Regions from separate parts of the Homo sapiens genome. Here region 1 is linked to region 2. Evidence: chromatin loops called from intact Hi-C (ENCODE). Cell type or tissue: breast epithelium. All regions are shown on one strand. Each heading gives the region's core, and the rest is flanking DNA. Links, peaks and the distances in the headings are about the cores only. Region 1 has its middle 69 kb from the start of CPO. Region 2 has its middle 54 kb from the start of CPO.

Evidence for each region. A loop is a pair of places that touch in the nucleus more often than their neighbours do. Peaks named below come from ENCODE experiments on the same cell type or tissue, not always from the same donor. Only the 100,000 strongest peaks of a DNase experiment are listed, where the experiment ranks them.
Region 1: a loop joins it to region 2, with 8 times the contacts of the local background. A loop is called at or near these places in 1 of 110 quality-filtered maps.

What each region holds. Positions count from the first base shown.
Region 1 is chr2:206,999,982-207,016,074 of GRCh38, reverse strand. No RefSeq gene overlaps it. Among named protein-coding and RNA genes, the nearest start is that of CPO, 69 kb to the right of the region's middle. RefSeq lists a silencer at 7,616-7,910. In breast epithelium, for the core only: a CTCF peak has its summit at 7,347; a DNase peak (open chromatin) is centred at 7,744; H3K27ac peaks cover 953 bases.
Region 2 is chr2:206,877,356-206,893,448 of GRCh38, reverse strand. No RefSeq gene overlaps it. Among named protein-coding and RNA genes, the nearest start is that of CPO, 54 kb to the left of the region's middle. In breast epithelium, for the core only: no CTCF peak of the experiment used is centred there; no DNase peak of the experiment used is centred there.

The sequences.
Region 1 (16,093 bases), core at 5,716-9,715, 120 kb before region 2:
GGAATCCCTGTTTCCTGAATCACACGTCTTTTTCTTTCTTAGTTGACTGTTTTTTGTGGAACACATACGGCAGTAGCACAGAACAAAGGGTACAAAGGATATATATTTTTTATTCAATTATGGGAAATTCATCACCATTACATTTAAAAATTCTTTCTTCTGTTCATCTGGAAACTGATTTCTCTCCTTTTGTGACTCATAATTGATGGAGTCTGTTACTTCTATTTCTATCTTCTATATTACTTAATTTTTACCTTTTTTCTTCCAACTCTTACCCTTTCTAGTTCCTGTTAGGGGACCCCTTGTATATAATGTTCTAGCTTACTAATTTTTACTTTAGCTATGTTCATTCACTTGCTATTTAATCTACCCATTGGGTTCCTGATATTTTGAACTATAACATGTATCTAACTTTGGATGTTTTGTTTCCCAGTCCCAATAATCTACTGAGCTCCATTATTGCCCTTAGGTAGGGCCACCTCAGACTGGCACTGACCTGCCTTGAGGCAGCAGTAGATGGACAGAAATATGCCCCCAAGATAATGTGGAAGAAAGCAAGCCATCCTTGAGTTCTTTCCTTTTCTTTGGTTTCTGACCTTCTTCCTTCCAAGGCTGTTCTTCTTAACTACTTTTGGTCTCCCCAAGGGCTACTTGCAGTTAACGGTAAATAATTAAGGCTCTGTATTCCTTCCACCTTCTGACCTCTCCTGTAGCATCTCCAAGGTTAAGTTGTAGTAGAGTGGGGGTAGCCAATAATGTGTTAACTCACTATCTTGCCCAGACTGTCAAGCCCAGATGATCATTTCTTATTTTAATTCCAGGACCCTTATTAAGTAATTTAATCTCATTAAGCTTTTTTCTTCCCCGTGTGTAAATTGAGAGTAATAATACTTGTTCTAAAGTTTAAAGGAACCTTGGGAAAACTAAAATCATAAGATTGAGAATTATGAAATTTCTTCACTGTACTTAGAAGTGGTTCTAATTATAAAAATTTCAAGAATCTATTGTCTTGATGCCAAAACATTGGAGAAACAGGCTCTTTTCTGGCTCTTGGTCTCACTTTCATATCAGGAGAGGAGATCCTGACCTAGGGGATGTGCCATGGGAGATATATCAGTTATGGCCTAGGCTTCAGGGACAGGTGGACCTAGGTTTGATTCACGGATCTGCCATTTACTACTACAGCAGTCACCTTTGTATCTCCAGGGCCTAGCACAGTTCCTGACACATGGTAAATCTCCAATAAGCGTATATTAAACAAAAAAGATTATTTAGCATCTTCAAACCTCAGTTTTCTTCTCTTAAAAATGGTAATAATAAATTCCTACATAATGCTTGGCGAATAGTATGTGTTCAATAAATATTAGTTCTCTTTCTTGTCTTTCCCTTCATGTGGTTTCAACCATAATGTTACTTAAGTAGCTCATTATGTCAGCAGCCAAAGAAACTTGTGCTAACTTGCTGTTATTACTTCAATGCTCAGAACAGAAGAGGGAGGACGATCATCTCCAGCTGTTATACTCATATAATAATTTCCTGAAGAGTAAATTATGAATGAACCCAAATTACAAAATGCAACTCAGAGTCTGCATCAGGTTAGAAGATACATTAAAGCTAATGAAATATCTAATTTGAAAGCAGATTTTGGAATCTGCAAAGCTAAGGAATTGGCATGATCTGAAACAGGATTCAAAATTTATTTAATTCACAATTTCCTGATGTTGCCTTTTGAAGGGATGCTGATAAAAAATGTCAGATGGAGGCTGTGCTCAGTGGCTCACACCTGTGATCCCAGCATTTTGGGAGGCTGAGGTGGGTGGATCACCTGAGGTCAGGAGTTCAAGACTAGCCTGGCCAACATGGTGAAACCCCGTCTCTACTGAAAATACGAAAATTAGCTGAGTGTGGTGGTGGGCGCCTGTAGTCCTAGCTACTCAGGGACTACAGGAGAATTGCTTGAACCCAGGAGGCGGAGGTTGCAGTGAGCCAAGATTGCACCACTGCACTCCTGCCTGGGCGTGACAGAGCCAGTGAGACTCAGTCTCCAAAAAAAAAAAAGTCAGATGGAAATCTGACCTAGTCTTATTTTTCAGTTAACTGATTTATATTGTTTATTTTTTGTATCAGAATTGGCTTGGATACCAAGACTTTCCATTCAGGGTACAGAATTCAAAAAGGCAAATACTAGAGAAGCTTAAGTTTTGACTTCTTCTTCAAGAGACTTGGTAGTTAATTGAGAGATTTCATTATATTTCTTTTTCCTCCCACAGATGCTTTTAAAACAATACAGAGGAGAAATAAGATCAAAGCCTGAGCTGTTTAAGACAAGTCATCCACATCCCTGGTCCAGTTAGGCTTTGATTTTCACATCATTGCTTCCAGCTAATTGTAGTATTTTCAGAAAGACAGTGTAGCAGCATACTTGTTTGCAAGCAAAAGGAATGGATTATGGTTAACTTACATGAAATGAGAATTTATAAAGGATGGAGAGAAGTATGATTTAGGAGGACTCACGGAATTAAAGGGAAAACTGAGGAATAGGACTGACTGAGGAAAATAAAGGAAGCAAATTGTTTTAGAATTCCCAGTTTTGGCCAGGTGAGGTGGCTCAAGCCTGTAATCCCAGCACTTTGGGAGGCCAAGGCTGGTGAATCACCTGAGATGGGGAGTTCGAGACCAGAATGACCAACAGGGAGAAACCCCGTCTCTACTAAAAATACAAAAAATTAGCCGGGCATGGTGGTGCATGCCTGTAATCCCAGCTACCTGGGAGGCTGAGGCAGGAGAATCGCTTGAACCCGGAAGGCTGAGTTTGTGGTGAGCTGAAATCGCGCCATTGCACTCCAGCCTGGGCAACAAGAGCAAAACTTTGTCTCAAAAAAAAAAAAAAAAAAAAAAAAAAAAGCCCAGTTTCAAGATTTACCTAACTATCTCACCAGGCTCTGGTGCTAAGATGGGCAAGTGCCACTCTCAAGATATATAGGATGGAGGCTCCTTTGACATAGTGAGGTTTATAAAACTGCCTTTGCAAAAATTATAACTGAGAAAATTATGACAGTGAAAGACTTCTGACATAACTGACTCCACCTTGCTTCTAACCTCCAAGTTGTCCTTGTTCATTCCTGGGCATAGACTGAACTAACTATGGGAGGAAATTAGTTTATAGTTTAACTTTGAAACAAAGACAATAACAGCCCTTTCCCAAAACAAACCCCCTTCCTGCCTGGAGACTAGATTGCTTTTACAGGACTAACAAGTTAGCTACAAGATTAGAAAATATGGTTTAGGAGTCATGCAGCTGGAGGCTGCAAAATTCTGAACCTCTCTAGATTGCTCCTGGGGATAACATCACTATTGTAAAATCTAAGATCAGTGCTTGAGATATTTTGCAGATCCTGTACTCCATGGTTCAGCTGGTACCATGCAGAACAATAAACTAGCTCATCTGGTCTTGTGAACCCTACCCAGGAAATGACTCAGTGCAAAAGACAGCTTCCACTCCCTATAATTTCATCTCTGACCCAATTAATCAGTACTCCCCATTTTCCAACCCCTTATGCACCAAATTGTCCTTAAAACCCTGATCCCCAAGTTTTGGGGGAGATCGATTTGAGCAATAATAAAACTCTGGTCTCCCATACACCTGGCTCTGTATGAGTTGCAATTCTCTACTGAAATTCCCCTGTCTTGATAAATTGGCCCTGCCTAGACAGGGGGCAAGGAGAGCCTGTTGGGTGTTACACTTCCACCACTTATCAAGGGGATGGGGAGGAGCCTTCATTTATAATCCTACTCAGACTACACACCTTGTGGAAGATACATGTCCCCTAAAGGGAATTGGGTTTCTGTTGCGGAAAGAAGGGAGGATGGATTCTGTATAATAATAATAAAAGAACAATTATCCACTATACATCATTCCCAAATGCATTTTAAAGCGGGAGTATTTTATTTTACTTATTTTATTTTTATTTATTTTTGTGACAGAGTCTCATTCTGTTGCCTAGGCTGGAGGGCAGTTGTGCAATCTCAGCTCACTGCAACCTCTGCCTCCCAGGTTCAAGGAATTCTTTTGCCTCAACCTCCTGAGTAGTTGGGATTACAGGTGCCTGCCATGACACCCAGCTAATTTTTGTATTTTTAGTAGAGATGAGCTTTCATCATATTGGCCAGGCTGGTCTCAAACTCCTGACCTCAAGTGATCCACTAGCCTTGGCCTCCCAAAGTGCTGGGATTACAGGTGTGAGCCACTGCACCTGGCCAAAGTAAGGGTATTTTAAATCAAAAAGCCTCTTAATGAGCTCATGACTAAGTTTAAAAGTCAAATGTCAACAAGTCATGACTTAAAATTAGTGTTCTCTTATTCAAATTATTGGGACTAATTTGAAGAAATGCATAGTTTTTGTAGATTAGATTAAAAATAGGAGTGATGGTCGGGCGTGGTGGCTCACGCCTATAATCCCAGCACTTTGGGAGGCTGAGGTGGGCAGATTACCTGAGGTCAGGAGTTTGAGACCAGCCTGGCCAACATGGTGAAACCCCGTCTCTACTAAAAATACAAAAATTAGCCGGGCATGGTGGCACATGCTTGTAATCCCAGCTACTCAGGAGGCTGAGGCAGGAGAATCACTTGAGCCCAGGAGGCAGAGGTTGCAGTGAGCCAAGATCATGCCACTGCACTCCAGCCTGGCTGACAGAGTGAGACTCTGTCTAAAAAAAAAAAAAAAAAAAAGTAGAAGTGATTTCTCTGAAGAACAGTATCAGGTAGAGAGAAAAGATAGTAGTTGTAATGGTGAACAAGTGGACCTTCTGGGCTTCCCTACTAACCTATTTTATAATCAAAACTGAGTAATTCAATTTACCGGCTTGCAAATCATTAAAAAATAAATAAATAAAGGGGCTTGCAAAAAATCTGCCTGGCCGGCAAAATGTGCTTGGCTGTCATCTACATTTGCCAATATTCCTCTTGATCCCTATGGCTTCATGGACAAAGTTAGAACATACAAATTTTTAGATATGTAGCAAGCATACTCAAACATCTCTCCAACATGTCTTCCTGAGACCTAGGTCCCCTACCAATACACACACAAAACAAACAGAAATGTCGAGCTATAGGGAGAAGGAGGTGATTGCTTTCTCATGAGTCTTGACATATTTTCGTTCCACCCACAGCAGGAGGCAGGAGGTGATTTTTGCAAATAAATTAACCTTTGTGCTCTTCAGGGTCAATAATACTTTCTCATTTTACTGGGGAGTTTGAATTATTGACTAGCTTGTGACTTTATTCCCTAGAAGGTGAATTAGAGGGATTAATGTTTTGGAGTTGTGTTTAAGAAAAAAAAAACACTTATATCTTTATACCAAATAGTGAAAAATAATTCACTTATATCTTTATACCAAATAGTATTTTGCTAGTATTATTTTATTAGTCCTGGCAGCTTTTTGCAGAATGAGATAGTGATCAAAATTTCTACTAATATCACTATCTAGTGAGGCACAGGGAAGGTAAGTGGCTTTCAACATCACAGAGCAAACTGGTTTCAACCCATTCATAGAATCTTCTAGCACAAGCTGGCCCAAGATAGGACACATCAAGTGTCCTCTGGTTCAGCATCTACTTTCTCATGATAGCTAATTGCTAAGACCATGGGTGCCAATCTTAGCTTCCAAATCAAGTGCACGCCAACTTTTTAGGCCTATTTTAACTAATTGTGCCTTTAAAATCAAACTTATTTAGAGCACTCTGAAAAGGAGATAATACATGATTAGATATTTCAGTACTTTTTTGAGAGCTTTGAAACCTATTTAACTCAAGAAAAAAATATTTTGGAAGGCCATATTTGAATTCTTCATTAAGACAAACAGCAGCAACAACAAAATACCTCTGCAAGTTGAAAAAATCCTGGTGACGCAGAATAAAAAGTGGGAGGCTTGGAATTCTAAATGAAAAATTCCAGCTCTGTCTCTTGCTAGTTGTGGACAAATTACACATTTCCTCTTAAAGGTTCACTTTTCCCATCTATAAAATGAAGAAAATATATATTGCAGGTTTTGCAGTGAAAATTAAATAATGTTAATATATGCAAAGGACTTGCGAACTTTCCTGTATACAATTTGAATTCAACAAACAACAGCTATTAGAAAAGAGAACACAAACCTTGCTTACAGACTAAAATGACCTGGGACTTAATATCTGTTTGCTCTTTTACAGGAAGTAGATCTCCAAGTTCTTTTTCTTTTTGTGACGAGGAAATGGGTTCAAAATAAATCTCTGGTTCTTCCTACACTCTAAGAAAACCCCCCAGGAAAGAGGTTTTTTTCCCCTTCTTTCCAAGGTCAGATTATTTTCCTTTTCTCCCCCAAACCCCTCCCCCTATACCTACTTCTCTTTTACATATAAAAAATTTTGTTACTTTATACCTTTTCTCTATAGTATGTGTGTTATGCCTTCTTTCCTCCCATGAAAGAAAGATAGTTGATGTGATGATGCTTTTCATTCACTAAAGAAAGTGCTAAGTCACCCAGCTAGAGGGTCTGAAAAGGTGACACTCCTCCTATCAGAATAGCCAATGGCTAATAACCATCACTCTAACTTTAGGTATAGATTATTATTATTATTGAGCGTATTGCACCTTGGCTGTTTGCCCAGTATGTCCTTGCTAACTCAGGGTCACAAAAAAGAGTAATTCTCTGCCACAACTCGATAAGACATGAGATCTGCATGATTAAAATGACCTTAGCATTTGGAATCCTGAAATAATGGCACTCCAAATTAAATTAAGAATGGGTTAGATTGCTTTCAGTGAATAATTGCCATTACTACACACCATTCTTCTTGCTCCCCTCCAAAGTCTTTATTGATTTCATTGTTGCTCAGATGCTGAAGATATCTGTCCTATTGTTTGGAGGAATTTAAGATCCTTAGGAGGACTTAGCAAATTAATGGAGGGAGGCTGAAGGAACAAAGAAAATGAGGTGGTACACACACACACACACACACACACACACACACACACACACACACACACTGAAGAGAGGTTGTTGTAGTGGTAGACAATTTCTTTGATAAAGCCAGAGCAGAATTCTTTGTTCAACCATCCCTTTCTGGGTGAATGTGCTTAGTCAAGACATCAGGTCACTGGCCCTTGGACAGCTCCCAGTCATTTGCCCATCAGTGACTGCAGTGCCCACACAGACCACTTTCATAATTAAATTCCAAAAATTCCTGTTCTGAATCACCCAATAATTGACTACATTTGTATTTGGAAGTCTTTGCTGATGAGAATAAAGCAGCATGCAATAATGCTTTCAGTTTCACCATGGTTTTATTACCTTATTGGACCACTAGGGACCTACTACATTCCCGGGGGGGACACTTTTCTATTTAATTAACCTGCAGACATTTAGCCTAAACAGCAATAAATAATAGACAAATACTCCCCTTCCCCCTATTTGTCTCTTATGGAGAATTACTACTACTAATAACAAAATAATTGAAATCCAAAATAAAACCACACAGCCAGGGAGGTGGGTAGATGATGGGGAGGGTAGAGAGAGAAGCTTCAGATGGCTAATTGGGGACAAGTATATACTAGATATGGTGAAATAGTGTTTTCTTTTGCTTTAAGCTACTAACTTGGAGGCACAGAAGAGAATTAGCTACTTTCATAGGGAGGATTTCAGGAGTTCCAGGAAGGGACCCTGCCAGGCACAGCCTCCTTCTAACCAGCACACTGAGCCTTTAACCAGAAACAAAGCCATTCTTTCTATTGTTGCATAGAAGGCCTGGAATGTGAAGTCCCCCCAGGCACATGAAGGAGGGGATGATGTAAACTTAACAATGAGAGGCAAAGGACTGATGTCACATCCTCTCCTGAGAGCTGATTTTTGATGATGAAAAGAGGAAAGAAAGTCTTGGACTTTGAAGAGGCATGGGGAAGAAAATGGTCTAGCATTTTTTCATACTTTACAATTTTGCCTAATACTGTTTTGCTTGTAAATCAACCCTTCATCCTCTGAAAGGAAGGCTACAAATACATGGATATGTATTAAGCATTTATTGTATGCTAGGTTCTTTCCCACACAGTATTTCATAACACTACTGCAAGATAGGATTCCTAATCCCCTTTTGCTGAAGAAGAGATTGAGGCCAGGATGCATAAATAAACTTATCCAAGATCAACTGGCTTCTAAATGGCAGAGCAAGGATTGGAATCAAGGTCAGCCTGATTCCAAAACTCAGATGCTTTTTACTTCTACCATGATAGCTCATAATAGAGCCTGATCTAAACTTTGGAGATAATTATTTTCAAAATGCAAAGCAAGTCAAAAATTTGTCATTGGCCTTGGAATATTTTGTTGAAGGGAGTCAGAAGGATTAAATTCATTTTTATACATGAGACTTAAAAACGATATGTGGGGACCAACCCAAGTTTCTACTGCAAAGCAGAAAGTATTACTTTTAATGGCAAAAACTGCAATTACTTTTGTAACAACCTAATAAGGATTTAGTGGATCTGGATAATATGACCAGCTGCCTATTTGACCTCTCCTTTTGGGTTTCCCTTAGGCACTTAAACTCAATCTGTACACAACTGAACTCATCGTCTTTTATCAGCCCATCACCCGTTCGCCTTTCCTGTTCTAACTTATTGCCTGTTGTATTGTTTTTCTTATTTGATGGGCACTGACATTCATCTTTAGTCACTCAAGACAGGAACCTAGAATTACTTCTACTTTTCTCCTTCTACTGTACTGACCTACTCTGCCCACCATGGCTAATCAGTCCTATTGTATATACCATCAAATTTTCTAGCACTTTTCCTCTTCTCCATTACCAATGTCAACTCCTTGGTTGATATCCTGGTCATTTCTCCACTGTATTCGTGCTATAATAAACTAAACTGAACTGGCCACCGCATTTCACCCTCCCTTGCTTCTCTATTCATATTCAAATTGATGACAGGTTGGTTTTCTCTAAAACTTAAAAGGGATGAAAGAATGAATGACAAAACAAAAACGAGCAATTTAGAATGAAATCTACTCTCAAGTACAAATAGTATAATAGCAACAAATCAGCTAGAAAAAAATACAAGCTGTGTATACTCCTTTAAATTGAGGTAAAATGTACACACAGATATAAATCTTTTCTTTTTATTATACTTTAAGTTTTAGGGTACATGTGCACATTGTGCAGGTTAGTTACATATGTATACATGTGCCATGCTGGTGCGCTGCACCCACTAACTCGTCATCTAACATTAGGTATATCTCCCAATGCTATCCCTCCCCCCTCCCCCCACCCCACAACAGTCCCCAGAGTCTGATGTTCCCCTTCCTGTGTCCATGTGTTCTCATTGTTCAATTCCCACCTATGAGTGAGAATATGCGGTGTTTGGTTTTTTGTTCTTGCGATAGTTTACCGAGAATGATGATTTCCAATTTCATCCATGTCCCTACAAAGGACATGAACTCATCATTTTTTATGGCTGCATAGTATTCCATGGTGTATATGTGCCACATTTTCTTAATCCAGTCTATCATTGTTGGACATTTGGATTGGTTCCAAGTTTTTGCTATTGTGAATAATGCCACAATAAATATACATGTGCATGTGTCTTTATAGCAGCATGATTTATAGTCCTTTGAGTACATACCCAGTAATGGGATGGCTGGGTCAAATGGTATTTCTAGTTCTAGATCCCTGAGGAATCGCCACACTGACTTCCACAATGGTTGAACTAGTTTACAGTCCCACCAACAGTGTAAAAGTGTTCCTATTTCTCCACATCCTCTCCAGCACCTGTTGCTTCCTGACTTTTTAATGATTGCCATTCCAACTGGTGTGATATGATATCTCATTGTGGTTTTGATTTGCATGTCTCTGATGGCCAGTGATGGTGAGCATTTTTTCATGTGTTTTTTGGCTGCATAAATGTCTTCTTTTGAGAAGTGTCTGTTCATGTCCTTCGCCCACTTTTTGATGGGGTTGTTTGTTTTTTTCTTGTAAATTTGTTTGAGTTCATTGTAGATTCTGGATATTAGCCCTTTGTCAGATGAGTAGGTTGCAAAAATTTTCTCCCATTTTGTAGGTTGCCTGTTCACTCTGATGGTAGTTTCTTTTGCTGTGCAGAAGCTCTTTAGTTTAATTAGATCCCATTTGTCAATTTTGTCTTTTGTTGCCATTGCTTTTGGTGTTTTAGACATGAAGTCCTTGCCCATGCCTATGTCCTGAATGGTAATGCCTAGGTTTTCTTCTAGGGTTTTTATGGTTTTAGGTCTAACGTTTAAGTCTTTAATCCATCTTGAATTGATTTTTGTATAAGGTGTAAGGAAGGGATCCAGTTTCAGCTTTCTACATATGGCTAGCCAGTTTTCCCAGCACCATTTATTAAATAGGGAATCCTTTCCCCATTGCTTGTTTTTCTCAGGTTTGTCAAAGATCAGATAGTTGTAGATATGCGGCGTTATTTCTGAGGGCTCTGTTCTGTTCCATTGATCTATATGTCTGTTTTGGTACCAGTACCATGCTGTTTTGGTTACTGTAGCCTTGTAGTATAGTTTGAAGTCAGGTAGTGTGATGCCTCCAGCTTTGTTCTTTTGGCTTAGGATTGACTTGGCGATGCGGGCTCTTTTTTGGCTTCATGTAAACTTTAAAGTAGTTTTTTCCAATTCTGTGAAGAAAGTCATTGGTAGCTTGATGGGGATGACATTGAATCTGTAAATTACCTTGGGCAGTATGGCCATTTTCACGATATTGATTGTTCCTACCCATGAGCATGGAATGTTCTTCCATTTGTTTGTATCCTCTTTTATTTCCTTGAGCAGTGGTTTGTAGTTCTCCTTGAAGAGGTCCTTCACATCCCTTGTAAATTGGATTCCTAGGTATTTTATTCTCTTTGAAGCAATTGTGAATGGGAGTTCACTCATGATTTGGCCCTCTGTCTGTCTGTTGTTGGTGTATAAGAATGCTTGTGATTTTTGTACATTGATTTTGTATCCTGAGACTTTGCTGAAGTTGCTTATCAGCTTAAGGAGATTTTGGGCTGAGACAATGGGGTTTTCTAGATATACAATCATGTCATCTGCAAACAGGGACAATTTGACTTCCTCTTTTCCTAATTGAATACCCTTTATTTCCTTCTCCTGCCTAATTGCCCTGGCCAGAACTTCCAACACTATGTTGAATAGGAGTGGTGAGAGAGGGCATCCCTGTCTTGTGCCAGTTTTCAAAGGGAATGCTTCCAGTTTTTGCCCATTCAGTATGATATTGGCTGTGGGTTTGTCAGAGATAGTCTTATTATTTTGAAATACGTCCCATCAATACCTAATTTATTGAGAGTTTTTAGCATGAAGGGTTGTTGAATTTTGTCAAAGGGCTTTTCTGCATCTATTGAGATAATCATGTGGTTTTTGCCTTTGGTTCTGTTTATATGCTGGATTACATTTATTGATTTGCATATATTGAACCAGCCTTGCATCCCAGAGATGAAGCCCACTTGATCATGGTGGATAGGCTTTTTGATGTGCTGCTGGATTTGGTTTGCCAGTATTTTATTGAGGATTTTTGCATCAATGTTCACCAAGGATATTGGTCTAAAATTCTCTTTTTTGGTTGTGTCTTTGCCCGGCTTTGGTATCAGAATGATGCTGGCCTCATAAAATGAGGGAGGATTCCCTCTTTTTCTGTTGATTGGAATAGTTTCAATCAAATTTCAAGAAGGAATGGTACCAGTTCCTCCTTGTACCTCTGGTAGAATTCGGCTGTGAATCCATCTGGTCCTGGACTCTTTTTCGTTGGTAAGCTATTGATTATTGCCACAATTTGAGATCCTGTTATTGGTCTATTCAGAGATTCAACTTCTTCCTTGTTTAGTCTTGGGAGAGTGTATGTGTCGAGGAATGTATCCATTTCTTCTAGATTTTCTAGTTTATTTGCGTAGAGGTGTTTGTAGTATTCTCTGATGGTAGTTTGTATTTCTGTGGGATTGGTGGTGATATCCCCTTTATCATTTTTTATTGCGTCTATTTGATTCTTCTCTCTTTTTTTCTTTATTAGTCTTGCTAGCGGTCTATCAATTTTGTTGATCCTTTCAAAAAACCAGCTCCTGGATTAATTAATTTTTTGAATGGTTTTTTGTGTCTCTATTTCCTTCAGTTCTGCTCTGATTTTAGTTATTTCTTGCCTTCTGCTAGCTTTTGAATGTGTTTGCTCTTGCTTTTCTAGTTCTTTTAATTGTGATGTTAGGTGTCAATTTTGGATCTTTCCTGCTTTCTCTTGTGGGCATTTAGTGCTATAAATTTCCCTCTACACGCTGCTTTGAATGCGTCCCAGAGATTCTGGTATGTTATGTCTTTGTTCTTGTTGGTTTCAAAGAACATCTTTATTTCTGCCTTCATTTCGTTATGTACCTAGTAGTCATTCAGGAGGAGGTTGTTCAGTTTCCATGTAGTTGAGCAGTTTTGAGTGAGATTCTTAATCCTGAGTTCTAGTTTGATTGCACTGTGGTCTGAGAGATAGTTTGTTATAATCTCTGTTCTTTTACATTTGCTGAGGAGAGCTTTACTTCCAAGTATGTGGTCAATTTTGGAATAGGTGTGGTGTGGTGCTGAAAAAAATGTATAATCTGTTGATTTGGGGTAGAGAGTTCTGTAGATGTCTATTAGGTCCACTTGGTGCAGAGCTGAGTTCAATTCCTGGGTATCCTTGTTGACTTTCTGTCTTGTTGATCTGTCTAATGTTGACAGTGGGGTGTTAAAGTCTCCCATTATTAATGTGTGGGAGTCTAAGTCTCTTTGTAGGTCACTCAGGACTTGCTTTATGAATCTGGGTGCTCCTGTATTGGGTGTCTATATATTTAGGATAGTTAGCTCTTCTTGTTGAATTGATCCCTTTACCATTATGTAATGGCCTTCTTTGTCTCTTTTGATCTTTGTTGGTTTAAAGTCTGTTTTATCAGAGACGAGGATTGCAACCCCTGCCTTTTTTTGTTTTCCATTTGCTTGGTAGATCTTCCTCCATCCTTTTATTTTGAGCCTATGTGTGTCTGTGCATGTGAGATGGGTTTCCTGAATACAGCACACTGATGGGTCTTGACTCTTTATCCAATTTGCCAGTCTGTGCCTTTTAATTGGAGCATTTAGTCCATTTACATTTAAAGTTAGTATTGTTATGTGTGAATTTGATCCTGTCATTATGATGTTAGCTGGTTATTTTGCTCATTAGTTGAGGCAGTTTCTTCCTAGTCTCAATGGTCTTTACATTTTGGCATGATTTTGCAGTGGCTGGTACTTGTTGTTCCTTTCCATGTTTAGTGCTTCCTTTAGGAGCTCTTTTAGGGCAGGCCTGGTTGTGACAAAATCTCTCAGCATTTGCTTGTCTGTAAAGTATTTTATTTCTCCTTCACTTATGAAGCTTAGTTTGGCTGGATATGAAATTCTGGGTTGAAAATTCTTTTCTTTAAGAATGTTGAATATTGGCCCCACTCTCTTCTGGCTTGTAGAGTTTCTGCCGAGAGATCTGCGTTAGTCTGATGGGCTTCCCTTTGAGGGTAACCCGACCTTTCTCTCTGGCTGCCCTTAACATTTTTTCCTTCATTTCATCTTTGGTGAATCTGACAATTATGTGTCTTGGAGTTGCTCTTCTCGAGGATTATCTTTGTGGCGTTCTCTGTATTTCCTGAATCTGAATGTTGGCCTGCCTTGCTAGATTGGGGAAGTTCTCCTGGATAATATCCTGCAGAGTGTTTTCCAACTTGGTTCCATTCTCCCCATCACTTTCAGGTACACCAATCAGACATAGATTTGGTCTTTTCACGTAGTCCCATATTTCTTGGAGGCTTTGCTCATTTCTTTTTATTCTTTTTTCTCTAACCTTCCCTTCTCACTTCATTTCATTCATTTCATCTTCCATCACTGATACCCTTTCTTCCAGTTGATTGCATCGGCTCCTGAGGCTTCTGCATTCTTCACGTAGTTCTCGAGCCTTGGTTTTCAGCTCCATCAGCTCCTTTAAGCACTTTTCTGTATTGGTTATTCTAGTTATAAATTCTTCTAAATTTTTTTCACAGTTTTCCACTTCTTTGCCTTTGGTTTGCATGTCCTCCCGTAGCTCGGAGTAATTTGATCGTGTAAAGCCTTCTTCTCTTAGCTCGTCAAAGTCATTCTCCGTCCAGCTTTGTTCCATTGCTGGTGAGGAACTGCATTCCTTTGGAGGAGGAGAGGCGCTCTGCTTTTTAGAGTTTCGTTTTTCTGTTCTGTTTTTTCCCCATCTTTGTGGTTTTATCTACTTTTGGTCTTTGATGGCGGTGATGTACAGATGGGTTTTTGGTGTGGATGTCCTTTCTGTTTGTTAGTTTTCCTTCTAACAGACAGGACCCTCAGCTGCAGGTCTGTTGGAGTACCCGGCCATGTGAGCTGTAAGTCTGCCCCTGCTGGGGGGTGCCTCCCAGTTAGGCTGCTTGGGGGTCAGGGATCAGGGACCCACTTGAGGCAGTCTGCCAGTTCTCAGATCTCCAGCTGCATGCTGGGAGAACCACTGCTCTCTCCAAAGCTGTCAGACAGGGACATTTAAGTCTGCAGAGGTTACTGCTGTCTTTTTGTTTGTCTGTGCCCTGCCCCCAGAGGTGGAGCCTACAGAGGCAGGCAAGCCTCCTTGAGCTGTGGTGGGCTCCACCCAGTTCGAGCTTCCCAGCTGCTTTGTTTACCTAAGCAAGCCTGGGCAATGGCGGGCGCCCCTCCCCCAGCCTTGCTGCCGCCTTGCAGTTTGATCTCAGACTGCTGTGCTAGCAATCAGCGAGACTCCGTGGGCATAGGACCCTCTGAGCCAGGTGCGGGATATAATCTCCTGGTGCGCCATTTTTTAAGCCCATCGGAAAAGCGCAATATTCAGGTGGGAGTGACCCGATTTTCCAGGTGCCGTCTGTCACCCCTTTTTTGACTAGGAAAGGGAACTCCCTGACCCCTTGCGCTTCCTGAGTGAGGCAATGCCTCACCCTGCTTCGGCTCGCACACGGTGTGCGCACCCACTGACCTGGGCCCACTTTCTGGCACTCGCTAGTGAGATGAACCTGGTACCTCAGATGGAAATGCAGAAATCACCTGTCTTCTGCGTCGCTCACGCTGGGACCTGTAGACCGGAGCTGTTCCTATTCGGCCATCTTGGCTCCCGGGCCCAGATATAAATCTTAACTATAAATTTCAGTGAGTTTTGTGAAAATATACACCAAGGTAAATAATACTCCAATCAAGATATAGAACATTTCCATCATACTGGAAATTTCCTTATGCCTTTCCCTAATGACTAATGATTTTGAGCACTTTTCCACATGTGTATTGGCTATTTATAGATCTGCTTTTGTGAATTATCTGTTCATGTTTTTCACCTATTTTAAAATTTGGTTATCTTTGACTTGTGGATTTATAGAAATTTTGTTGTTGTTGTTGTTTGTAAATTATGGGCGATAATTTTTCAGATACAATTAATATGATTGTATTTTCCCAGACTTGCCTTTTCACTTACTTAATTGTGTTTTTTGAGGAGAAAAATGTGAATTTTGATGGCTACCATACTGCCAATTATTTTCTTTTATGATCAGTGCTTTTGAGTCTTGTCTAAATTTTTGCCAACACCTGGATTCAGTGTTTCTCTTCTATTTTCTTCTAGAAAACTATGTAATTTAAGCCCTTTTGTTTAGGTCTAGAGGCCGTTTTAACTTAATTTTGTGGAGGGTGAGAGGTAAGGGTCACAGTTTATTTTTCTTCCCTATATATAGCCGACACCATTTGTTGAAAAGATTTTCTTTCCCTATTGAATTGCCTTGGTTCCTTTGTTGAAAATCAGTTGACTTTATATGTGTCTATTTCTAAATTCTGCTCTGCTCTAGTGACCTATTTGTCTATCCTGATACCAATTCCATATCGTTGATTATTATACCTTCATAGTGAGTTTGGAAAACAATACACCTATTCCAACTTTCCAAAATTATTTTGGCTATTTTAAGTTTTAAAACATTTTTCAAATAATTAAGAAAAGAAAAGTCAGTTGAGATTTTGATTGATATTGTGTAGAATCTTTAAATTTGTTTGGGGAGAATTG
Region 2 (16,093 bases), core at 6,102-10,101:
AACATCACTGATCATCAGAGAAATGCAAATCAAAACTACAATGAGATATCATCTCACCCCAATTAAAGTGGCTTTTATCCAAAGACAAGCAATGACAAATGCTGGTGATGATGTGGAGAAAAAGGAACCCTCATATACAGTTGGTGAGAATGAAAATTAGTATAGCCACTATGGAGAACAGTATGAAAGTTCCTCAAAAAACCAAAGATAGAACTAACATGTGATCCAGCAATTCCACTATTGGATATTTATCCAAAAGAAGTGAAATCAAAAAAGACATCTGCACTCCCATGTTTATTGCAGCACTATTCCCAATAGCCAAGATTTGGAAGTAACTTAGGTGTCCATCAACAGATGAACAGATAAAGAAAATGTGGTACATATACACAATGGAGAACTATTCAGCCATATAAAAGAATGAGATCCTGTCATTTGCAACAACATGGATGGAACTGGAGGACATTGTGTTAAATGAAATAAACCAGGCACAGAAAGACAAATATCACATGTTCTCACTCATTTGTAGTATCTAAAAATTAAAACAATTGAACTCATGGAGATAGAGAATAGAATGATGGTTACCAGAGGCTGGGAAGGGTAGTGGGGTATAGGGAGGATGGAGATGGTTAAGAAGTATAAAAATATAGTCAGCCAGAATAAATAAGATCTAGTATTTGATAGCACAACAGGGTGACTACAGTCAACAATATCATACATTTTAAAACAACTAAAAGAGTATAATTAGAATGTTTGTAACACAAGAAATGATCAGTGCTTGAGGTGATGGATACCTCATTTACCCTGATGTGACTTTTAAGTACTGCAAGCCTGTATCAAAACATTTCATGTACCCCATAAATGTATACACCTACTGTGTACCCATTAATTTTTTAATTATTAAAAAAAAAAAGAAAGACAAGTCACAAACTGGGAAAAAGAAAAAATCTTATGAGGCACAATATATGTGAAAAAAGAACTCATATTCACAAATACAAAATACTCTTTACAAATAAACAAGATAAAGACCAATGACCCGATTACAAATGAACAAAAGACTTAAACAAAAATAAATTTATGTAAAGCCAATAAGAACACAAAAAAGGTGCTTAACATGATTGTCATGGAAATGCAAATTAAAGGCACAAAGTAACATGGTTTTGCAATTACTTAGAATGTGTAAAATTTTAAAAGTTTGATAATATAAGGCAAGGATATGGAACACCTGGACCCCTCATATATTGTTGATGGAATGTAAAATTCTATAAAAACTTCAAAAAAACTGTTTCCGGTCTCTTATAAAATTAAACATACATCTACCCTATGTCTCAATAATTCCAGTCCTAGGTAAGAAATGAAAGTATATATCCAAAAAAAAAAAAACATGTGCAATGATGTTCCTAGAAGCTTTGATCATATTAGCCAAAAACTGGAGACAATCCACGTATCTGTCAACAGAAGAACATATAAACAAATTGTGTTATATCCATTCATTGGAATAGTCCTCAGCAATTAAAAAAAATGAACAAAATAAAAAGGTCCCCAAAACATGTCAAACAAGAAAAGCCACACACAAAATAATCATGGTGTTTGATTCCATGTAAATGAAATTTGAGAAGAATAAAATAGATCTGTGGTGATATAAATCAGAAAATAATTGCCTCTAATAGTTAATAATGGAGCATGATGAAATTTCTGTTGCAGTTGGATTGTTCTCAAGTATTTTTACTTGCAGGGTTTTAGAAAGGGTTTCGAACAGATACAGGGGGAAAGAAACCCCACAAGGTTACCAAGGTTAAATTTATCATTTTTTAAGATGAGATAGATAGCAATTTCCTCACACGGTTGTATCTTCAAGGTCATCACACATCTGCCAAATTTAGTATTGTAAAAATCAGGAATTACTTTTTCCTAAAGAGTTAGCAACTTAGTAGAAAGGATTCAAGGTTTTATTTATTTTGAAGACTAGTGTTAAAGAGTGTCCTTTTATTGTTTTCCCTTTGTTTTGTTTTTATCTCAGGATGCAAAGAGCTTGTTTTTGTTTTCTGGGTTTTTTTTTTTCACTGTGATACATGAATATGTTAGTCATTTGGTACTAAGACAAGGTATTCCCTTTGCTTTCTCAAAATAAAAGACTCTATTCCAACACCAGAGATTCTTAGGAACATCAAGGTTATTGTTGTCATTGTATTTTGCTGTTATACCATATGCCTTACTCTTAATAAGTAAAAGTCCTTCCTATGGTCGCTAGGAGATCAGGAAGGAACATAATAAATCTTATTTTAATTGTATTAGTCTTCTCACAGGCTTCCTTTTGTGGTTTTCTGCCAGAAGCAGTAAGTACTGTTGCCCCCAAAGAAGCATTGGAAGATGTGTAGGAGCATTTTTTTTGTTGTCATAGTGACAGAGTAGCACTACTAGAATTTTATAGTTGGAGACCAGAGACACTACATATCCTATAATGTATGGGATAGTCCTGAATAATGAAGGACTGTACCAACCAAATGCCAGTAGCACTCTGCCTTAATCCATCAGGATAGCCATAACAAAATACCATAGACTGGGTGGCATAAAAAATGGTAATTTATTTTCTCACAGTTCTGGAGCCTTAAAGTCCAAGGTCAAGGTTCTGGCACAATTCAGTTTCAGGTGAGGACTCTTTTCCTGGCTTGCTAATGGCATCCTTCTCACTATATTTTCACGTGGTAGAGAGAGAGATAGATCTCTAGTGTCTCTTCTTGTAAAGACATTAATCCTGTCAGATTAGGGCCCCAGCCTTTTGACCACATTTAACCTTGTTCTAAAATATTGTCACATTGAGGGTTAGGGCTTCAATATACGAATGTTAGGGGCAACACAGTTCAGGCCATAGGACATCCCTATTGAGAACAGTAGAGGTTAGTCTGTTCCAGTTTAGGATTATACCAAAAGATTAAAACTAACATTAGTCAACTGATATGGTTTGGCTTGGTGTCCCCGCCCAAATCTCATCTTAAATTGTAATCCCCATGTGTCCAGGGAGGGACTTGGTGGGAGGTGATTGTGTCATGGGGATGGCTTCTCCCATGCTGTTCTTGTGATAGTGAGTCAGTTCTCATGAGATCTGATGCTTTTGTGTGTTTGATAGTTCCTCCTTCACACTCATGCTGTCTCTTGCCTGCTGCCAGGTAAAACGTGCCTGCTTCCCTTCTGCCATGATTGTAAGTTTCCTGAGGCCTCCCCAGCCATGTGGAACTGTGAGTCAATTAAATCTCTTTTCTTTATAAATTACCCAGTCTCAGGCAGTTCTTTATAGCAGTGTGAGAACAGACTAATACATCGACCATTGTGGAAAGAAGATTGGCAATTTCTCCAAGAACTCAAAGCAGAATTATCATTTGACCTAGGAATCCTATTATTGGGTGCATACCCAAAGGAATAAAAATTGTTCTACCATAAAGACACATACACATGTATAGCACACATGTATAGCAACACTATTCACAATAGCAAATACATGGAATTAACCTAACTGCCCATTATGGTAAACTGGATAAAGAAAATGTGGTATATATACACCATGGAATACTACAAAACCATAAAAAAGAACAAAGTCACGTCCTTTGCAACAACATGGATGGAGCTGGAGCCTATTACCCAAGTGAACTAACGCAGGAACAGAAAATCAAATACCACATGTTCTCACTCACAAGTGGAAGCTAAACATTGAGTACACATGGACCCAAAGGACAGACACTGCGGCCTTCTTGAGAGTGGAGGGAAGGAGGAAAGTTAGTATCGAAAAACTACCTATCAGGGCCAGGCATGGTGGCTCAAACCTGTAATCTTGGCACTTTGGGAGGCTGAGGCGGGTGGATGTCTTGCGGTCAGGAGTTCGAGACAAGCTTGGTCAACATGGTGAAACCTTGTCTCTACTAAAAATACAAAAATTAGCTGGGTGTGATGGCATGCACCTGCAGTCCCAGCTACTTGGGAGTCTGAGGTGGGAGGTTGGCTTAAGCCTGTGAGGCAGAGATTGCAGTGAGCTGAGATCATGCCACTGCACTCCAGCCTGGGTGACAGAATGAGACCCTATCTCAAACAACAACAACAACAACAACAACAACAACAAACTACCTATCATGTACTATGCTTATTTCCTGGATGACAAAATAATCTGTATACTTAATCCCCATGACAGGCAATTTACCTATCTAACAAACCTGCACATGTACTCCTGAACCTAAAAGTTTAAAAAAATAGCAAAAGCTAATATTACTTCCTTAGGAAAAATGAAAATAATGCCTTTGTGATAAATCTAAACTTCTGATCATGGCATTCAAGACCTTTTAAATCCCATCACCAGACTATTTTTCCAGTCTTACTTCTAACCAGTTCCCCAAATTACTCACTATTTCCCTAACTCCATTCTCACTTTCAGGACCTTTTGCCTTCACCCATGTTATTCCCTCACCCTGGAAGGCACTTCTCTTTTCAGTCTGCCTAAGAATATCTACTCATACTTAGAAGGCATACTTTCCAGGACTCCCTCTTTGCAATTTTTTTCTCACCACCAACACCACTATCAGAATCAATTCATTTCTTCTTTGGATTGTGTTGAAATTACTTACAGCCTGTCTACTCTGACAGTTTCATCTTCATATCTCTAGCATCTAACAATCCAAGGTATATGCTCAACAAATATTTCTTGAGTTGCATTAAAATTTAATTAATGTCCATTTTGACATCATTTATTTTTATTTTTTATGTTTTTAAGACAAAATCCCTGTCACCCATGCTGAAGTGCAGTGGCACAATCATGGCTCACTGTAGCCTCAATCACTCAGGCTCAAGGGGTCCTCCCATCTCAGCCTCCTGAGTGCCTGGGACTACAGGTGCATGCCACCATGTCCAGCTAATTGTTTTTTAATTTGTAATTGTTTTGTAGAGATGGGGTCTCACTGTGTTGCCCAGGTTGGGGCTTCCTGTTATAGAAAATTATGATTTAGCACCAACATCACCCCATTTCTTCCTTCCCTATTCTCCTGATATTACTATATCAAAACTTTCATAAAGTAATTGTTCATTGTTTACTTTATAATAACTATACATGTTTAGTAATGGATAATTATATTTTATTTCATGTTTTTTATTTTATCATTTTTACTATAAAATATTATCTCTAATTCATAGTTGGTTCTTGTCTTTGACAAGCATATCATGTTCCTCAAACATCCCCATCACCAACATTTCAACAATGCTGGTAAAACCTCTCTAATACAAATTTTGACTTCTAAATCTACAATGATCATTTTTTGGAGGATGAAATTTTTAACATCCCATATATCTGTATGTGAAACGAAGAGGCTAAATTTATTGCTTCCTAAGTAATGGAGAGCTACTCTTATAAATCTGTCTCTCTGAACAGACCAAGACTTGCTATCTTAAAGGGTTTTAGGAACAGGGAGCTCAGGGGTTGGCAGATTTTCTGAAGCAAGAGTGTTTAGGGATTGGCTGACTTTCAGCTGTGTGGTTTAAGGATGAGCTGACTTTCAGAAGCAGTTCCTGGAGTGATACTGTAGTTGATTGGCTGACCTTCAAGAGCATGACACTATCAACAATCAATTAGGATGGGGTTACTACTTGTTCTGTGGTTAGTTGTTTACTACTTTGGACTAGGGCAAAGGGCAGTCTTTTGATCCTCCTTTTCAAATTAGGAGGCAACACCTTTTCAGTTAGGGCATACATCAGAATCAGCTAGTGTCTTTTAAAACATGGACTGCTGGGCATCACCCCAAACTTTATTATTCAGTAGGTCTTGAGTTTCACCTAAGAATGTTCATATCTAACCAGTTTCCAGTGATGCAGGTGCTGCTGGTGTGGGAACCACACTTTGAGAACCTCTGAGTTAGAGAATAGAAATGTCACAAGGGTAAACGGTAATAGAGTTGCCCAGGCTTAAAGAGCCCTTTGGTGGTGGTAATCTATAAGATGAACTGGGCTATAGTTGGATAGAGGAATGCAAACAGTCATTACACAAGGACAAAGGCTAACCATGGAATTTTTTTCAGGGGCTCATGGATGGCAGGGCTTCGGAACTATTGGTGTGGAATATCTGCTAGAAAGCCATAAAACATTTTGCTCACCTCCTTCTGAAAAATGCATGCATGCCTTTCATTTCTAAATTCTCAGCTAGACAAAAGAGGTCGCTTTCCCTTATGTTTTTCTTTTTTGTAAACATATAATACATAAATGAAATAGGATTTTAATCTCTCCTTCCTTATCAATGTTGCATACATAAATTTTACCATTGCTAATTAGCACATCCATTCAAGGTGGTACATCCTTTATACATCTGAGCAAGCAATTTAATGCCTTAAGAAAAGGAAAATCCCCGGGGGAGAAAATGTGCAGCATCAGTTCCTAACACATGAAAGATGCATGTTGAAAAATCAAGGTCCGTGCCCAAATGTGCAATATAATTTTTGTCTTAAATCCATTCCAGCACAAGAAATATGGTTTCAACTAGATTAAAGATTTTTCTTCTCTTAAGAAATGTGATAGTTGCCAACTAGTGATGGAGTTTCCAGAATTCTTCTCCCAATGCTTAACAGATGAATTTATTGGATGGAAAAGTAAGAGCAAATCTGAGCTTCTCTGGAAGTATGCCCAAACTCAGCAACAGTGATATCAATAAGTGTCACGTGGAGGCATGTATAAAATATAGGAAAAGAGGGAAGTAAACACAAAACTACTGAAAAGGCAGCAAAGTCGAGCATATCTAACCTTGATGGAGCATTGGAGTCAGGGTGTGAGCCTTACCAATCCATCAGCATTGCTCGGTGGCTCATCAGGCTAACCATAAGGAATGAAGGTGTCCTCACTGAAGTAATGAATGCTCAGGAACACAGCATGGCAGCCTTCCAGTTCTCTACAAAGATTATGACAGCTCCAGCCCTCCCCAGTATAGATCTTCCCTACAAAGTGTTACAGACTACCCATTTTCGGAAGCACCAATAACTTCCAAGAGAAGTTCCCCAAAAGTCCAAGACTGTACATATCTTCATTTTGAAATGATAGCATCTTTCTTAATGGTGGGAGAATGCAAGGAATTGAGCACAGAAATTCATTCTTCTCCATGTTTGTAATACCAAGCCACTGATAGTTGGTGGCTTTTCCAAAGTTCTCTATGCTAATTCCTGCCTGTCTAACAGAGCAAATCACTTATCAAGGGTGCAGACTTTCAGCCAGAATAGTATTCATTTTAACAGTATTTTATTTTCAGGGTTTTTTTTCCCACGGTGAGTGAGGAAACACTAGGTAGGATGTATTCTTTTAAGTTTCTCCAATAAGTCCCATGGACAATTCCAGAAGGCTCATGATGGCACAGACTTTCTGTGCACATACAACTTATGTACTTCCTTCTCACTGAGGGATATGCTAGACCGGTGTGACTCTGTTGATTCAACATGCATGCCTGTGCACCCACCCTGTGATGGACACTGTCCCTCTACTGAGCTTCCTATGTGGGTCGAGTCTTCAGTCACCTACAAGTGTGGTCTCCTGATTTCCTACTGGCTTCTTAAACTTGACATTACACAATTTGAAGTCCATTCCTTTGGTTCAAAACCAGTAGGGCTTTGTTCCTTGTGAAAAATACAAACCATCTTGAACAAGTAACACGGTCATTTACTCTTTTCTGCCATTTAACCCAGGAATGTGAATGCTTTCCAAGAAATAGACTTTGGTTGGGGGAGGATAGAAAGCCCAAGATCGAAAGGGTGGGGAGAAAAGCAGGCAGCATCAAACATGGGAACACTTAAGCTTCATTTCACTTCTATCCTACCTCAGCCCTGGTGCTCCATTTTCTGTGCATGTTCCAAACATCTAGCTTTGCATCTCAAAATGTGGTCCCTTAGCAAATGCTATCAAAATCACCTGGGAGCACTGGTCTAGACAGACAGGATGCAAAATATAACAGACAAGTTGAAAATCTACAAGGGATTAACTCTCACCACTACCACCCCATAAAACATAGCACCTTATTGGTACCTATATTAAATATTTGTAGTCGAATGCCTATGTGCCAGTCACTGTGCCAGGTACAGTGGAATAAAACACACATGTAACCCCCTCAGAGTTTACATTTTACTTATGGAGACAGATGTGGAAAGAAGTCATTTCATTATTCTGTAATGAGTGCAATAAAAAACAAGAATATGCCTCTATAGCAGGACATAGTTGGGGCACCTAACCTAGTTGAGGGAGGGCTGTGAGGGAAGACAAGTAGGAATGAGGCAGGAGGAAGGAGTTTAAGGTTGAAAGTGGGAATATTATTTGCGGCAGAGGCAATAACACATATGAAGTTCTGGAGTGAGAGCAGGCCATGCCTCAACCCATGTGGAATGTAGCTACTGTAGGCACAGACAGATGTTTAGAACCTGATGACCATAATGAACCCACTTTTCAAAAAATATGCTTACCTTATAATTTTGAGGTCTCCAAGGAGAAATTGAAAGCTATTTTCTTAGGTTGGAGGGAAGATTGTTACCCTTCTGTTCTCTAACCCACACTACTTTCCAGTCTACTTGAACATCTAAAAGGTCTTTCGCTTTTCTAATGCAAGCTAATCTGTATTTCCAGAAAACTGTAATAAAAACCCAGCTGACCTCTGCCAGCCTGGCTCCAATCATGGACTGCACCTTCCTCCTATATTTCCTCTTCTTTCTGGCAGTGAGTATCTTCCCCAAAGATGAAGCAGAACCTTATTAGGTAAAAGTAATCTATAAAACAAAATTTCTCCTTGTATTAGTCAGAGTCCAGTTAGGAGGCAACAATCTAACTGTTTATTTCAAAAGAGGGAATTTAATATTAATTAAATATTAAATCTGTAGAAGCCATTGGTAATGGAGGGGAGATGACCACATTCACTAGCCAAAGCATCTGGACCCCAGCTCCCACCCAAACAAGTCTCCCCACTCTGCTCATGGTTTGAGCTAAAGGGAATCTTATTATTATCATTATTATTATTATTTGAAGACAGAGTCTCTCACTCTGTTGCCCAGGCTGGAGTGCAGTGGCACAATCTCAGCTCACTGCAACCTCTGCCTCCCAGGTTCTAGGGATTCTCGTGCCTTAGCCTCCCAAGAGTAGCTGGGATACAGGCATGCGCTACCACGCCCAGCTAATTTTTTCCAATCTTTAGTTGAGACGGGGTTTCACCACGTTGGCCAGGCTGGTCTCGAACTCCTGACCTCAAGTGATCCGCCTGCCTCGGCCTCCCAAAGTGCTGGGATTGCAAACATCAGCCACCATGTCCAGCCTAAAGGGAATCTTAGAGGTTTCATTTAATGGTTTAATTTTAAATTTGAGAAACTCAAAGTTGCAAAACATAAAATGATTTTCTCAAGGCACAAGGTTAGCTAATAAGATGTTTAAGTAAGCCAGATAGACACAAACTAAGGGAGAGTCCATGGCAGGCAGGAGGGGATGCATGGGATGCTGGGAGAGAAAATAGAAGGACCAGGGAAAGAATAGCTTAAAGAATAGAGTAGGACTGTATTTGAGCAGTGATGAAAGAGCTCAATTTTCTTCAACAGCCGTACCGTGCCTCTTCATAATTCTTCTCTTCTTGAGTTGTAGAATTACAACTCAATTCACTAAATAAAAATCTTTCAGTGTGTATTGAAACAGTAATACTGACTGAGAATCCACTATGTTCGGTAGCACCTAACACAAAGCAAGAGAGACGGGCTGGCCTCCTCTATCGGGAATGAGATAGGGTCATTGTGGCGGCTCCTCCGCTATCTAGAGATGTGGTCTCACCTTGGGCAAGTCATCTTGCCTCCCTGTGCCTGTTTTCCCCTCTATAGCATGTAGCTAACTCTGTGAGCCCCATTCCTCTCACAGAATTGCCACTAGAATCGCGTTAAGCATGATATGGCTTTTAACTCTTCTATCTCTTAGGATTGATGTGAGAATACCTAAGGAGAAAAAAATGAGTTATGAAAATATAGATAATTGTTGTTTTATATATATTTAATTTTAATAATCAGGAAATAAAAGGAAATAGCATGGTCTTATTGGAGTTTGAGATGGTAATCACTCCCCCTCTTTTCTCTGAGCCCCAAACTAGCTAATAGATACAGGGGTTTTAAAAAAATCTGTATAGTGCTACCAAAACCATATTGAAGAACCTTGGACTTGAGGCCAATATAGGCATCCTAATGCTTTTTCTTCATTTGCCTCCGCCACACACACACAAGGACATCGGACATGCAGAGCCGATTCTCACTCCACTTGCTGCATAGAGGACCTGGGGCTTCCTCCTTCCTTTTGAGTGCAGAGACAAAGTGAATGATGCCACAAGTACATGCAGCCTTTTAAGCATTGACCCCCTGACCCAACAGCAGACCACTGAATGCCTGATCCTCACCATCACACCAAACAGATAAATGCCACTCTTCTTTTGTGGAAAGTGGTCAGAAAAAGGAAAAGCACTTTTTCCTCTCACTTCAGACAGGTTGGAATTTCTATTTCGTTGGCCAAGAAGAACAAGAAGTAAGAGAGAGAAGATCTCCCTCCCACCCTACAAGGATGTCTTGCCAGTGACTCTAGTCACAAGAAGGATATGGCTGCAGGCTGGCAGGGTGCTGCTTTTAACTGTGCCCACTGTGGCTGCCTGGACAAGACACCAGAATGAACAGTGGAGTAGAGGCAATGGAAATAATGCTGGTGCTTGCCTGAGCCTGGACTGCCCAAGAAAAGTTAGGGTGTGAAAGTCAAGAGGGAAAAGACCCGTTGATCAAACAGTAGATGTCTAGAGACTCCGTCATTTCCTATATGGTTAACTCGAAGTTAGGGTTTGGAAATAAAGTCTTCTTTAAAAAACTTTTGATAGATAAAGAAGGCAGATCTTCACAATATTGAGGAGGAAGCAGCTGCATATTTTGGCAACCATTTAGAGGAAAAGAGTGAATACATGAAAAATATTGCTGCAAGAATATAAAGGAGGAATCTAAATAGACAGCCAAGAAAAAAAGTGAAGAGTAGAGAACAGTAAATTTAGGAGATCTCCATATGACGTGGTTTCTCAAAGATGGTGTATAAAAAAATAACAGCCAGGGAGCGAGGAGAGAGGGATAGAAGCAAAAGGCTTGGAACAGTGAGCACCAAATCGAGGAAAAACTTTCCTGAGACACTTAAAAGATAATCAGAGAAACAGACTAAAGACTCAGAAAGGGCAGTTTGTCTGGAGCTAGAAATGGAAAGAATCACAAGCAGACGCCTCCTACTATGTCAGACTCTTAATGGACCGAGAAATCTGCTGCACTAATAGCTCTGAACCAATTGCTTTGCATGAGATTCTGGGCTAGTCCAAATGACTTTGCCAAACTTCAATTTCCCATTTTAAACACAGAACAAATAATCATTTCAAAGTGTGTGTAGCATTAGAGCTATCAAGTTGGCTCACTGGAAAGAAGCCAAGGAGTTTTTATCCTCAAGAGTTTTCTGATACGATTCAGAGAAAGGCTTGATTGGCCACGTCTGTAACACGCCTTTCCCTCTCTACCCCTCTCACCTTCAGAGTGTGCTTTGCCTCATCTGCTTGCTCATTCCTTTGGAGAACGCTGAGCCACCACTTCACTGTCTTCCGTGTTTGGCATCTCCACCAACAGACCCGACATGGCCACAGAGGATTAACTGTTGATATAAATTTAAGAGTTCCTTTGACTTTAGATGACTCTCTGTTCTTAAGCTAGCTACTTATCTTACTTGGATAAAAGATGTGCTATTTGTGGATAATCAAATGGTAGATTTTGCTGAAAGCAACCCTAAAAACTGTCATTGGGCTCTGAAATTAAAATAAAGTCAAAGCCCAGCTGATAAGAGCAGCAGTCATCAAAGGGTGTTACTAACTCTGAACTGAGTAAGGGATCATTTAGTCAAGATTTAAATATCTGAATTTCTAAATGATACCATTTGGAATCAATCCTTTTCTGCTAGTCAGCCAAGTGAAGGAATAAAGAGAAAGTTGATGAAAACATTCTTGACTACCTGTTGGAAGGAATGGAAGGAAACTAAAATTAAGTGGGATTATTTTAAAGACCATAAACTTTGCTAGCTGATTTTATACTTTAATCTCATTATGACATCGATATCACTGTCTGCATTTTAAAGGTACAAAAACCTATATTCTGAGGTTAAGTCACGCATTCACATTCACAAAACTGTTAAGTGACAAACCCAGAATGCCCCAAATTGAAAGCTTTAATACAAAGATACAGTACAAAGCAAGCATGCCCACTTTTACCACTTCTATTCAATAATACTAAAAGTACTAACAAAAGCAATTAGACAAGAGAAAGAAGTGACAGACATCTAGATCAAAAAGGAAGAAGTAAAATTACCTCTATTTGCAGATATGATCCTACATTTAAAAACCCCAAAGATTCTACACACACACAGGAAAAACTGGTAGAACTAATAAATGAATTCAGTAAAGTTGCAGGATACAAAATCAACATATGAAAATTAATAGCATTTTATATACCAATGAAAACCTAACTAAAATAGAAATTAAGAAAGCGATCCTATTTATGATAGCATCAAAAAATGCTTAGGAATAAATTTAACCAAGGAATTAAAAGCTTTGTACACTGAAAACTATAAAACACTGAGGAAAGAAATTGAAGGAAAGAAGAATAATGGAAAGATTTCCTATGCTCATGGATCAGAAGAAATAATATTGTTAAAATGTTCATACTACCCAAAGCAATATTATGTGGATTCAACCTAATCCCTATAAAAATCCCAATGGCATTCTTCACAGAAATAGAGAAAACAATCCTGAAATTTGTATGGAAACATAAAGGACCCTGAATAGTCAAAACAATTCTGAGAAAGGAGAACAAAGTTGGAGGCATCACATTTCCTGATTTAAAGTGATATTACAAAGTGATAGTAATTAAAACAGCATACTAGTGGAATAAAAACAGACACGTAGAGCAGTGGAACAGAATACAGAGCCCAGAAATAAATCCAAATGTTTATGGTCAACTAATTTTTGATAAGGGTACCAACAAGGCACAATGGGGAAAGAGTAGGCTCTTTAAGAAATGGTACTAGGAAAAATGGATTTTCACAAGTAAAAAAATGAAATTGGGCTCTAATACCATATACAAAAATCACTTCAACATAGATAAAAGACCTAAATATAAGACTGGAAACCATAAAACTCCTAGAAGAGAACATGGAGAAAAGCTCCTGGGCATTGGCTTTGGCAATGTTTTTTAAAGGTACCACATGAAAAGCTCAGTTCACAAAAGCAAAAATAAATAAATGGGAATCTATCAAAATAAAAATCTTCTGATAGCAAAGGAAACAATGATCAAAATGAAGAAATGGCCCATGGATTGAGAAAAAATATTTGCAAATCGTATGTCTGATAAGCTGGTAATATTCAAATTTATAAAGAACACATATAACAACCTTATTTTTTAAATGGGCAAAAGACCTGAATAGACATTTCTCCAAGGAAATAAACATTGCCCACAGGTATATGAAAGGGTGTTCAACATCATTAATCATCAGGGAAATGCAGATCGAAGCCACTGTGAGATACCACCTCACACTCATTAGGATGGCTATTACCAAAAAGTCAAAAGACAACAAATGTTAGTGAGGGTATGGTGAAAAAGGAACTCATACTCTGTTGGTAAAAATGTAGATTGGTGGAGCCATTATGAAAAACAGTATGTGATTTCTAAAGAAATTGACAATAAAACTACCATATGACCTAGTAATCCTCCTTCTGGGCACATCCAAAGGAAATAAAACTAGCATCTCATAAAGATATTTGCACTCTCATGATCATTGCAGCATTATTCACAGTAGCCGAAATATGGAAACATCCTAAGTGTCTGTCAACTGATGAATGGATAAAGAAACTGTGACTGATACACACACATGCACACACACACACACACACACACGGGAATATTATTCAGCCCAAAAAAACCCAAGATCTTACCATTTGGCACAATGTGGATGAACCTGAAGGACATTATGTTAAGTGAAATCAGCCAGACCTAAAAAAGGAAAACATTGCATCATCTCACTTATATGTGGAATCCTAAAACAAAAACAAAAACAAATATTCAGAAGTAGAGAACAAAACAGTGGTTGCAGGGGAGAAGGAAATGGGGAGATTGTAGGTCACAGGACAAAGTGGCAGATATGTAGGATGACTAAGTCTAGAGAGCTAATGTACAACGTGAGGACTATAGGTAATAAAATGGTGCTGTATTTGGGATTCATGCAAAATGAGTTGATTTTAGCAAAAAAAAAAAGGTGATAACTACATGAGATGATGAATACATTCATATTGTAACCTTATTTTACTGTCTATATGTATCCCATAACATTGTGTTGTTGTATACCTTAAATAAGCACAATAAAATTGTTAAATAATACATATATATCAATTAAAATAGACTAAAACATATTCAGTTAGCAGTGACCATAGCTTTAAGTATCCCTGTTGCTCACATTCTCCTCACTAAGAAGTAATAATCATTGGGCCAGGCGTGGTGACTCACGCCTGTAATCCCAGCACTTTGGGAGGCTGAGGCGGGTGAATCACCTGAGGTCAGGAGCTCAAGACCAGCATGGGCAACATGGGGAAACCCCGTCTCTACTAAAAATACAAAAATTAGCCAGGTGTGGTAGCATGGTACTGTGGTGGCGTGCTTCTGCAATCCCAGCTACTCAGGAGGCTGAGGCACAAGAATTGGTTGAACCTGAGAGGCAGAAGTTGCAGTGAAGTGAGATTACAACATTGTACTCCAGCCTGGGTGACAGAGTGAGACTCCGTCTCAAAAAAAAAAAAAAAAGTAATGATAATGACAATAATGTCTCATGACGTTTATTGAATGATACTTTATGTAGACATCCTACCAACCATATTACCTGGATGTCTGATTTTTGTTTTCATTTCCACCCTGTAATGCTGGCTTATTTGATAGCTCTATTTAACAAATAAAGATACTGAATGAAGCTTAGATTTAATGACTTGAACATAGTCACATAGCTAGTAAGTGGTCAAGTGGGGTTCTACCACGGAAGGTCAGATTTTGGTCTTTAACCTTAGCATCGATAAACAAAGACATGCTTTTATAATATTATCAGCCAACACTTACTACAGGGGCAAGTGATTTGAAGCATATTTCCTGTGGTAAAAATATTCTCAACATGGCTGATTTTTAGCTATCAATGTGAAATTACTGGCTTACAGTGCACCTGAACATTTAATAATCAGTGCTTTTGTTCCTGTACTGACCAGCTATATCCAACATCAGACATGTACTTTGACGTATTAGGGAAATTTGCTTAATGATTCCATATGTTAGAAAGGCTGAAATGCTCACCTAATATGTCTCAGAGCCACGGGGTTAGAGTTGGGTAACATTGGTGTGAACTGACCTGGTTAGTTGTGGAGTAAAACTGGTACTTGAACTCAGGGTCTTGAACAATGAGAGACACTTAGGGAGGCAGCAAGGCATCCCAGGTGCAGAGTCATGAGCAAATAGGGGATGTTTGGGAGACAGTGAGATTAGACTGGCCCAGAGTAGTTTGGGATGAAGAGTCTAGAAAGGAGCTCATTTGACAGAGGAATATCTCATTTAAGGTCTTAAATGAGTGGGAGACGGAAGCTGAGGTCTTCAGCTTCCTTGGGTTGGACTGTGGAGGAGGCAGTGGTACCCATCCAGAGGGCAGCACCTCTGGGCAATGGCATTTTATGTTTTTCTGTGGATCACTCCAGGTGTTCAGATTTGTAACTTCACTTTCAATTAAAATCCTCATTCCAGGGGAGTTGTTTTGTATGCAGATATGAATGATATATATTTGAAATTAACTTGAATCAATTTTTTTTTTTTGAGACAGTCTCACTGGACTGCAAGCTCCGCCTCCCAGGTTCACGCCATTCTCCTGCCTCAGCCTCCCGAGTAGCTGGGACTACAGGCATCCACCACCACACCCAGCTAATTTTTTGTATTTTTAGTAGCGACGGGGTTTCACCGTGTTAGCCAGGATGGTCTCAATCTCCCGACCTCAT